2 separate regions of the Homo sapiens genome follow, and region 1 is linked to region 2. Evidence: read pairs that join two places in POLR2A ChIA-PET (ENCODE). Cell type or tissue: OCI-LY7. All regions are shown on one strand. Each heading gives the region's core, and the rest is flanking DNA. Links, peaks and the distances in the headings are about the cores only. Region 1 holds the start of LOC124906316 (a long non-coding RNA gene). Region 2 has its middle 8.3 kb from the start of LINC01991.

Region 1 (4,397 bases), core at 219-4,218, 660 kb after region 2:
CTCAAATTTTGTCTCTGTTTTCTAGTAACTATGTGTGACCTTGAATTATTGAAGCTCTCTAAACTTCCACTTTCTTGTTTGCAAAATGGTACGATGGCATCTACATATAGAATTATAGTAAAGAGTAAATGAGAAATACATGTGAATACCTAGCCGCTTCTGGAAAATAGTATGTACTCAGTTACTGGTTATTTTTATTATCGTTGTAATTACTATTTCCAGTGATGTGATGCTTATTACCTTCCAAAGCAAGTACTTTTATATTTGAATAAGTGAAAGCTCTTTCCCATTATTTCTAAACCCTTGTCCTACTTCTCAGTTCTAGAACTTTTTTTTTTTTTCCTTAATGGAAGGAAAGAAATAAGGAAGGGTTGGAGAGAGAGAGAGAGGAAAAGCACCTTTGTTTGTATGCTTTCTTTAGATACGTTGAAGACAATACTCACAAATCTCTTCAGTCGTCTCTCCATTTGGATGGCCATCCTCAGTGCTTAAGCACTTCTTCATAAATATGATTTTCAGAAGCATCTGAAGCATCTGTATTCGGGGTCCTGTCCTCATCCCTGTTAAGAAATATAAGGCTCAAAATCAGATGTTGTTATGTGAGGTGTGGTCTCGTGCATGGAGTACAAGGTCACTTTTCATTAGGAGACAAATGCGCAGTAATACCTACAGTGTGGGAACGTGGATCCCTTCTCTTTAATATCAGTTTTGCCAGTGCCCTCCTTTGTAACCCAGAGTAGCTTCAGATAAACCTACTGAGCCCTTCTTTTCTTGTTCATAGGAAAATATTTTTAAAGGGATAGTGCATTTATAAGAAAATTTTTATATACTTCTTTTACCCTGAGAGGATTGCAAAGTTTGTCATGCCCTGATTGACAAATATAAGTTCAAAAAAAAAAACAGAAAATAAATTCCTTAAATAATTTATATCAGACAAATGGATCTGAATCTAAGCAAAATTTTCAGGAAAAAAAATGTTTATAATCATTAGGTAAAAGTAGAATTCTGACCTTATCTTTATATTTTCTTTATATTTTAAAGCTTTGCCTACATATTCCAAGACTTGGCTTTCAGTTTTCCTAAATCTAAACAGAGAAATAAATGAAATCATGTCTAAGATTTCTTCCGATTTTGACATTGTTATATGTCCTTACCTGTAAAATGAAGAAAATATTTTTTCTTTTTATCAGGGTTGTTGTTAGGAAGAAATGATATTATGGATATTGTGTTTCAGCCTGCTAGGGACAGATACTTTCATAGCTTCATTCATTCACCCTAGGGTAAAAGTATCAGTGTTTTCTTCTTTTTCCTTCAGGATTTATTCCTTAGTCAGGGAGTGACCAAGGATGGTCAGCCAGAACCTCAGCTGGTCACCTGGAGCATAATATGGTAAACAGAACCATACCCAAAGTTCTGTTTACGGAGGCAGTCCTGGCTACCAGTGAATGATCAGGAACCCTATAAGCTAGCCCCTGGAAGAACAATGATGCTGATTTTATCTGTAAAATAATTCTTTGCATACAAAGTACTATAAACTCAGTTGGTTCTCCCTGCATATTTTTGAATGATTGTAGGCAGAGTTTTTGTTATCTGTTTTACTAATGATGCAACTGAGGCCCGTAGGAGTCAGGTTGCCTATAAAGGCAAGGATGTGCATACAGAATTACCCAAAGCAAATTGGTATTTTGTGGGGCACAACCTCAAAACCACTGATATCTTGCTACATTTAAGTACAAAAAGCTCCTATATGCCACAGAATTAGAACATTACCAGATCTTAAATGTTCCTTAGAAATCACCTCAACTGATGCCCCACATTTGGCAGAAAGCCAAAAAGTTTCTCAGCTAGGAACAAAACACAAGTTCCCTTTCTATCACATGGTGCTGAAGCTTAGATGCATAAACCGAACAAATCATCAGGAAGCTATAAAAGGAACAAACAAATACAGTCTCTGGAATCATTGCAACCTCAATACACATCTCATTGCCACTTCCTGGACATTTGTGTCTAGCTAGGTTGCTTCCCCTGCCTGAGCCTTACTGTGAATATGTGCCAAGCAGAGTGTTGCTGTTAATTGAGCTAGATAACATGCCAGTGTCTGGCCTAGTTCTTGGCCCATAATAGGTATTCAACTAATATTTACTTCTTTTCATCCACTCACCCTTCTTCTTAACAGTTGGAACCCCTGTTTTGAACTGTTCACTTCTACTCTGGATTTCCCTGTGTAAGCTCACTTGCAGAAGAGGGTGGAGGTGAACACACTGCATTTCCCACCATCCAGCTCTGACCTGGGCCCACCCTGTGCAGGACTCTGCTGACTTTGGGATGCCAGCTGTGGTCCTCACACAGGGCTCACTGTATCCGGGGGCCTGGCTTGATCCGGTAAAGAGCGTCTGCTGCGGTGCCTGATGGAAAGTGCCCGCTTAATTGGGAGATAGGGCTTCATGAATGGATCTTTCATTAGTTGAAAAAAAAAAATATTTGCCTGCAAGGACTGTAAACAGAAGACTTGATTCACTTGTTCCTTTTCTCCTGCCCTCTCTTGGGTTTTGTTTGACTTAGCGTGTTTATACCTCAGGACACAGCTGGTACTAATGCCTTTCCAAGGTTAAGAAAGCTTTCCCTGCCATTCCCTATGGTCCCCTTTGTGTACTTTCAAGAGACAATAAAGGAGGTGTGGATGTGAGACAGAGAGTGCATTCACATTAGTCCTGGCTATTATGGGGACCTCAGAACAAGCATCACCTCCACCCTGTCTGCATGGATTTAAGAGAGAGCATCTGAGCACCTGAGCTTACCTCAAACACGTTCTTTGAAGAAGAGTCACTGCCGGTCATTTCTGTAATGTATCACAGCTGTCCTGACCTGATCCTTCTCTGCTCTATCGTGGCTACTTTAGCATATTTTTCTCAAAAAGTGTTCCTCTTTCATAATTAAAGGTGAGGGAAGACTGGATGAAAAAAGCTGTGGGATATGGTCAGCACATAAGGCCTGTGGTCAAAGATGGGTCTTCAGTTACATCGTTTGGTCTTACTAAGCCTCAATGTTCTCATTTGTAAATCTGGAATAATCATTAGACCTTTTTCACTCTGCTTGTTGTGAGGTTCAAACATGAGACTCAATGAAAAAGTACTTTTTGGACAATAGAACACTACATAAATAGGAAAATTTTAATGGAACCTTCCTCATATTCCATTAATATGTTGGTGCTCTGCATTATAGTAGTACTTTAGTTGACTTGAGCACATGATGTAGTTGACTTTAGATTAAACTTTCACTAAGTATTACTTAGAAAAAACGAGCCATCATGTGATTCTACAATCTTTATGGGCTACATAGGGATGGTGAATTCTTTTCACCACTAGCAAAGGCTCCTAAAGGATCATGCCTTACTCCCACTCCATAGATGAAGACCTTAGGCCCCTGGGAATCCATTGAGCTCACAGAGGTTTACATAATGCCAAATCAGGATGGGAAGTTAGATCCTGCTTAGTGCTCATAACTGGCTTATGAGGTTTCCATTTCAGACAATGAATACTCATCAAGGAGGATTGGTGGGGAACCATGAGCTGTTCATGTGTACTGCTGCACTCACGTCGTATCCAGACACCCAGATATCATCTCTGGCCCACTGCAGTAAGATCTCTGTCTTCTGTCCTGTTTGTCTCTCCTTCATTCATTCCTTCATTTGCTCTATCTAGCCTTCATACTTCTTGAATCACTTTGAGTATGGTACCCTTATTTTAAATAAATAGTACCCTCATTTGGGTATTTGTTTCCAGTGTTCCTGAGGCTGGGGAATTTCTCCAGAGTTTAATGATGACTCTGGTGCTCAAGCACCAAGAAAATTTCCACTTGAGATGGATCTGGCACTGGAGGTTTATTTTTTCCCCTTTCTATTTTATTGTTGGCCAGTTTGGGCCAGCATGTTGCTAGGTTGTATTGGTTTCTTAGCTCTTGTAACCAAGCTAAGATGCACATGTCAAAAAATATTTTTTCTTCCTCTCTAAAAAGGTTTTTCCTCTTTTCTGTAATGCTTCAGGAAGGGAAAAGAGTGTTTGCTTGATTCTAATTCTGGCATATGAAGTGTTTGCTACAAAATGTTTTTATCACTGTGTTATCTTGTCAAAGTGCTATCGTCATTGTCATTTTCAGTTTAATAGCAGGAATGTTCCATTTTCACAAAGGATATTCCATATTTTAAGTAAACTCAACAAAGGAAATTTCAAATGCAAAAAAATATTGATAGTGAGAAGCTAATTAGTTTTTTTATTTCTCAAAGCCCTACATTTAAAATAGCTTTAAGTTTCCAGTATGTCATGCTCTGACAGTAGCATTTACAGGTAAAGGATGATGCTTAACTAGGATTATGGTTACATTGTAAACACTCAAGCCAA
Region 2 (4,397 bases), core at 97-4,096:
ATTTTTTTTTAAGGTAGCAGTTGGAGTCTACTGCTGCAACCTGCTAGCTGGGTGACTTTCAGAGTCTCTGTTTCCTCATCCAGGCCTACCGACCTCACAGAGTTATCATGAGCATCCAAGGAAGTGACATGAATTGGGGTTGCCTTGATTTAAGTTGGGAGGATGATGTCTACTTTCTTATTTTCTAAAAGTCTTCAGTAGAGGAGAGATCAGAAAAGCCCTCTATAAAAGGCTTTCTTAAGTATTAAGGTTTTTGTCACTTTCCTTCCCTGCTCTGGACCAATTGCAGGAATCATAGATGTAATCAAAATCAGGTGATGTTAAAAAAAATCAAATAATTAGCCAGGTGTGATGGCACACACCTGTAATCCCAGCTACTCAGGAGGCTGTGGCAGGAGAATTGCTTGAACCCAGGGGATGGAGGTTGCAGTAAGCTGAGATCATGCTACTGCACTGCAGCCTGGGCAACAGAGTGAGACTCCATCTAAAAAAAAAAAAAAGTATTGAATATAAGCTATATGCACACATACATTTGCACACATCATTGTGAATATCTTGAAAAGAAAAACATTAATCTTCACAAGCAAACTTATCTGTCAGGCAAGTTTGTTCTTAGCTAGAAACTTGGAAGGAGAGTATTGGATAGTAGAGATAAAAGAGAAAGCTCTAATGATTGGCTGTTTGGACCAAATCAATCCATCTGCCCATCTCCACCCCAGCTACTCTTGATCATGCTGTTCATCACCTTTCCCTTAGCCTGTACTGATTGAACACTACACTGCCTGTATTATGCATCAAATATAATTTGACATCAGTTTAGAGCCACTGGGCCTTTCTCAACAGAAAATCTTGAAACTATCTAGAAATTATCTATGAAATGCTGGTACTGAAAGTGTTGTGGAGAAAACTTGTTTGTAGTTTGGTTTTAGGTGACAGAACACCAGCAAGAAAGAGAGAAGGCTCTTCCAGACAATAAACATAGGCGACTGGTAGGTCAAGGCCAGGTTAAATGCCACCCAGTGTCCTTCTGGGAGAGCTTCATGTCCTAGGAGCATAGCATGTCAAGGCTACCAAGACTCAAAAATCACGTACCACCCACCTTGCTTTAGATATGGGGAAACAGGGCCTCAGATTGTGGACATGACCACGTCCAAGGTCACACAGCCTATGGCAGAACCAAAGCTAGAAATCAAAATGCTATGCTCCAACTTCAGGACACTTGTTCCTACAGCACAGTGACATTCTGTCAGGCTGTCAAGCTCTCAGGGATGGGAACTTATCAAATAACATGGAAATGTTTTCTCATTTGTCTCTGAAGGTTACAGAGTCTGAGCATTCTTAGGCTCTTGTACAACAAACAGGAAGACTGCCAGGGCTTTGGCTCCCAGAAAGTGGCAGTCCAGTGCTGTGGAAATCTGGACTCTAGTCTCAGTTCACACACTAATGCTTGTGTCTGATGCACTTTGGCTCCAAACTGAAACCCCTTTGTAGCCCCAGGAAGAAAAAGGGTGCTACAAATCAAGAAAAAATGGGCCGGGCATGGTGGCTCACGCCTGTAATCCCAGCAATTAGGGAGGCTGAGGCTGATGGATCACGAGGTCAGGAGTTCGAGACCAGCCTGGTCAAGATGGTGAAACCCTGTCTCTACTAAAAATACAAAAATTAGCCAGGCATGGTGGCAGGTGCCTGTAATCCCAGCTATTCAGGAGGCTGAGGCAGGAGAATCGCTGGTACCGGGGAGGCAGAGGTTGTGGTGAGCCAAGATCGTGCTACTGCACTCTAGCCCGGGAGTTACAGAGCAAGACTCCGTCTCAAAAAAAAAAAAAAAAAAAAAAAAAAAAAAACAGAGAGAGAGAGAGAAAATGAAGACAGTTTTCTCTTTTCAGGAGCATGCCGAGGAGCACAGTGATGGTGTCAGTGCCCTGCAGCTCTTCAGAGCCCACCTCTTTATTTAGAGATATGTGAGTATGGAAATGAATACCCACATCTGTCTACTAGAGGCTGACAATATTAAGTCCTGGCCTCTGTGTGTGTGTGTGTGTGTGTGTGTTTGTGTGTGTGTGTGTGTGTGTGTGTGTTTGTGTGTGTGTGTAATTAAAGCTCCAAAGCTCCTCTCTCACTCTAAACATCAACTCCAACTTGTTGAATGAATGTCTATAGACAACTTGTATCTTGTCACTTTTTATTAGATTCTGTATTCTGAAAGTCACGTAAGTGTGTTCTATTCCACTCTACAGATGAAGACTCTGAGGAACAAACATCCTAGTCACACAGCAAAATCCAGGAGTGGAAGTCAGTGAAAGCTCTGAGACCAGGGCTTAGCAGCTGTTTCCCAGGATGAACACAAAGGCATGGCCTGGATAATTGAATTCAGGGACCCCGGCAAGGTGCCACCAGTTTCCCGGCCACCCTATGCTGTTATTTTACTAGAATGTTTGTTATATCAATTGTCTTCTCTTTGTTAATAGCATCCTTCTGAAGCAGTATTATTCCCTGTCCCTATCCCCTACCCCAGCCACTCTCTCAACACACAAACGCGTACACACACACACTCACACACACACACACTCACACTCACACTTGATGTAATTACTCCTATTCAGTGTTCAGATTCAGCTTAAACCCAGTTTCTTCAAATAACCCCTTTCTTATCATCAACACTCCCCTAAAACAATTCCTCCTGTTCTGTGGTCTCTCACACCATCTGTCTTTCCTTCTCAACACTATCCCAGTTTGCAAGCATCCATTGAACTGTGGCCGTCTGATGAGTCTTTGACCACCTTGATGTTGGGGACTATCCATATATATATATATATATATATATTTTTTTTTTTTTTTTTTTTTGAGACAGTTTTACTTTTGTTGTTCAGGCCAGAGTACAATGGTGTGATCTTGGCTCACCATAACCTCCGCCTCCCGGGTTCAAGCGATTCTCCTGCCTCAGCCTCCTGAGTTGCTGGGATTACAGGCATGCACCACCACACCTGGCTAATTTTTTTTTTTTGTATTTTTAGTAGAGGCAGGATTTCTTCATGTTGGTCAGGCTGGTCTCAAACTCCCAACCTCAGGTGATCCACCTGCCTCGGCCTGCCAAAGTGCTGAAATTACAGGTGTGAGCCATTGCACCTGGCCCTATTCGTACTTTTTAGCCTCCACTGTACCTCAACACTTTGCCCAGCACCTAGTGTAGAGGAAACATGCAATGAAGAGCTGATGGGTCAACAGAAGAATGAGCAACTATTCAAGACTTCAGGAATTCCTCTCTTGTGAGTGGGGCTTTCAAAGCTTCTTTCAACTGCTCAACAACTACCCATCATCTGCCAGCCACTCCCACTCTCTATTTATACCTGATGTTTCTTGTACTTCCCTTCAGTGTGCTTGTAGTTTCTACAGCGCTGGTTTTCCTGTCCCAGATTCTTTGTCTATCAAAACACTCACTCTTCAATGTCAGTCTAAAAGTAGCTCTGCAATGTCTTCCTTGAATTCTTCATAGACTATTAAATATCCTTTCCTCTGTTTTCCCACAGCATCCTGTGCTCAGTGCTATTGTGTGCCAGGGCTGAGATCCTGGGTTATTTATCTCCATATCCCCCAAGAGGGCTCTGCCTGTAGGTAGTACTCAAATAATATTGAGTGAATAAATCTAAGGATCAAAGGTTTCCATCATGAGATGCTGAGCTCCTTGACAGCAGGAACCCTCTATTAACCCCTCTGGCACAGTGTGTTGCACATAGTAGGTACTAAACTGTGAGTTGAATCAAATGCCATCCTTTCCCAGAGATGATGTAAAGAGGCAAAGTAATATATTGGAAATAGTGTAAACTTTGAAATCCTTCAGGTCTGTGTGGCCTTGGGAAAATGACTGAACCTCACTGAGCCTCATGTTCCCCATCTGAGGATAACACCACTGCCTAAGACAATTGTGACAAGACATAAATGTTGATGAGTCTGGCATTGGCGTGGCACACAGGAGGTACCCAGGCTACATCAGCTCCTTTTCTCTCTTCTTTCCTGAAGTCACAGAGATTGTCCAGCAGATGGGAATGTCCATGCCCAGTGGCTCATGCTCAAACCCTTTCACCCTGACACAGTGCGGGGAGACAGGAATAGGCTCGAAGGATGACTCAGCTCCAGTGACTAAAGCAAGGAGGTGGTGGTGGTAGGAACGGGGTAGGGGCTAAAAAGGAAGTGAGTTAACACTATATCTGATGAAGGATGACTCCAAAATAAAAAGGGGTTGGCCCTAGCTGGTTCCTGGCTCTGAAACGGTGCAAGTGAACAGGGGCCTGAGTGCTTCTCCATGACTCCCTCCACCTCATCTCGTGGGGAACTCCCTGCCTACCCAGGGATGTCTTCCAGAACAAATGCTGAGCATTCTCTCTCCTCTGGAGGCTTTC

The links. Peaks named below come from ENCODE experiments on the same cell type or tissue, not always from the same donor. Only the 100,000 strongest peaks of a DNase experiment are listed, where the experiment ranks them.
Region 1: POLR2A ChIA-PET joins it to region 2 with 5 read pairs; 1 of 35 experiments calls an interaction of 5 or more read pairs at or near these places.

Annotation. Positions count from the first base shown.
Region 1 is chr3:188,644,921-188,649,317 of GRCh38, forward strand. All of the region lies in intron 7 of LPP (LIM domain containing preferred translocation partner in lipoma), which reads left to right. It overlaps LOC124906316 (a long non-coding RNA gene), which reads right to left and starts at 1,384. Exons shown (of 5, transcript XR_007096213.1): 1 at 1,155-1,384; 2 at 444-560. In OCI-LY7, for the core only: no CTCF peak of the experiment used is centred there; a DNase peak (open chromatin) is centred at 1,831.
Region 2 is chr3:187,982,528-187,986,924 of GRCh38, forward strand. No RefSeq gene overlaps it. Among named protein-coding and RNA genes, the nearest start is that of LINC01991, 8.3 kb to the left of the region's middle. RefSeq lists an enhancer at 4,014-4,308. In OCI-LY7, for the core only: no CTCF peak of the experiment used is centred there; no DNase peak of the experiment used is centred there; H3K4me3 peaks cover 342 bases; H3K27ac peaks cover 3,538 bases.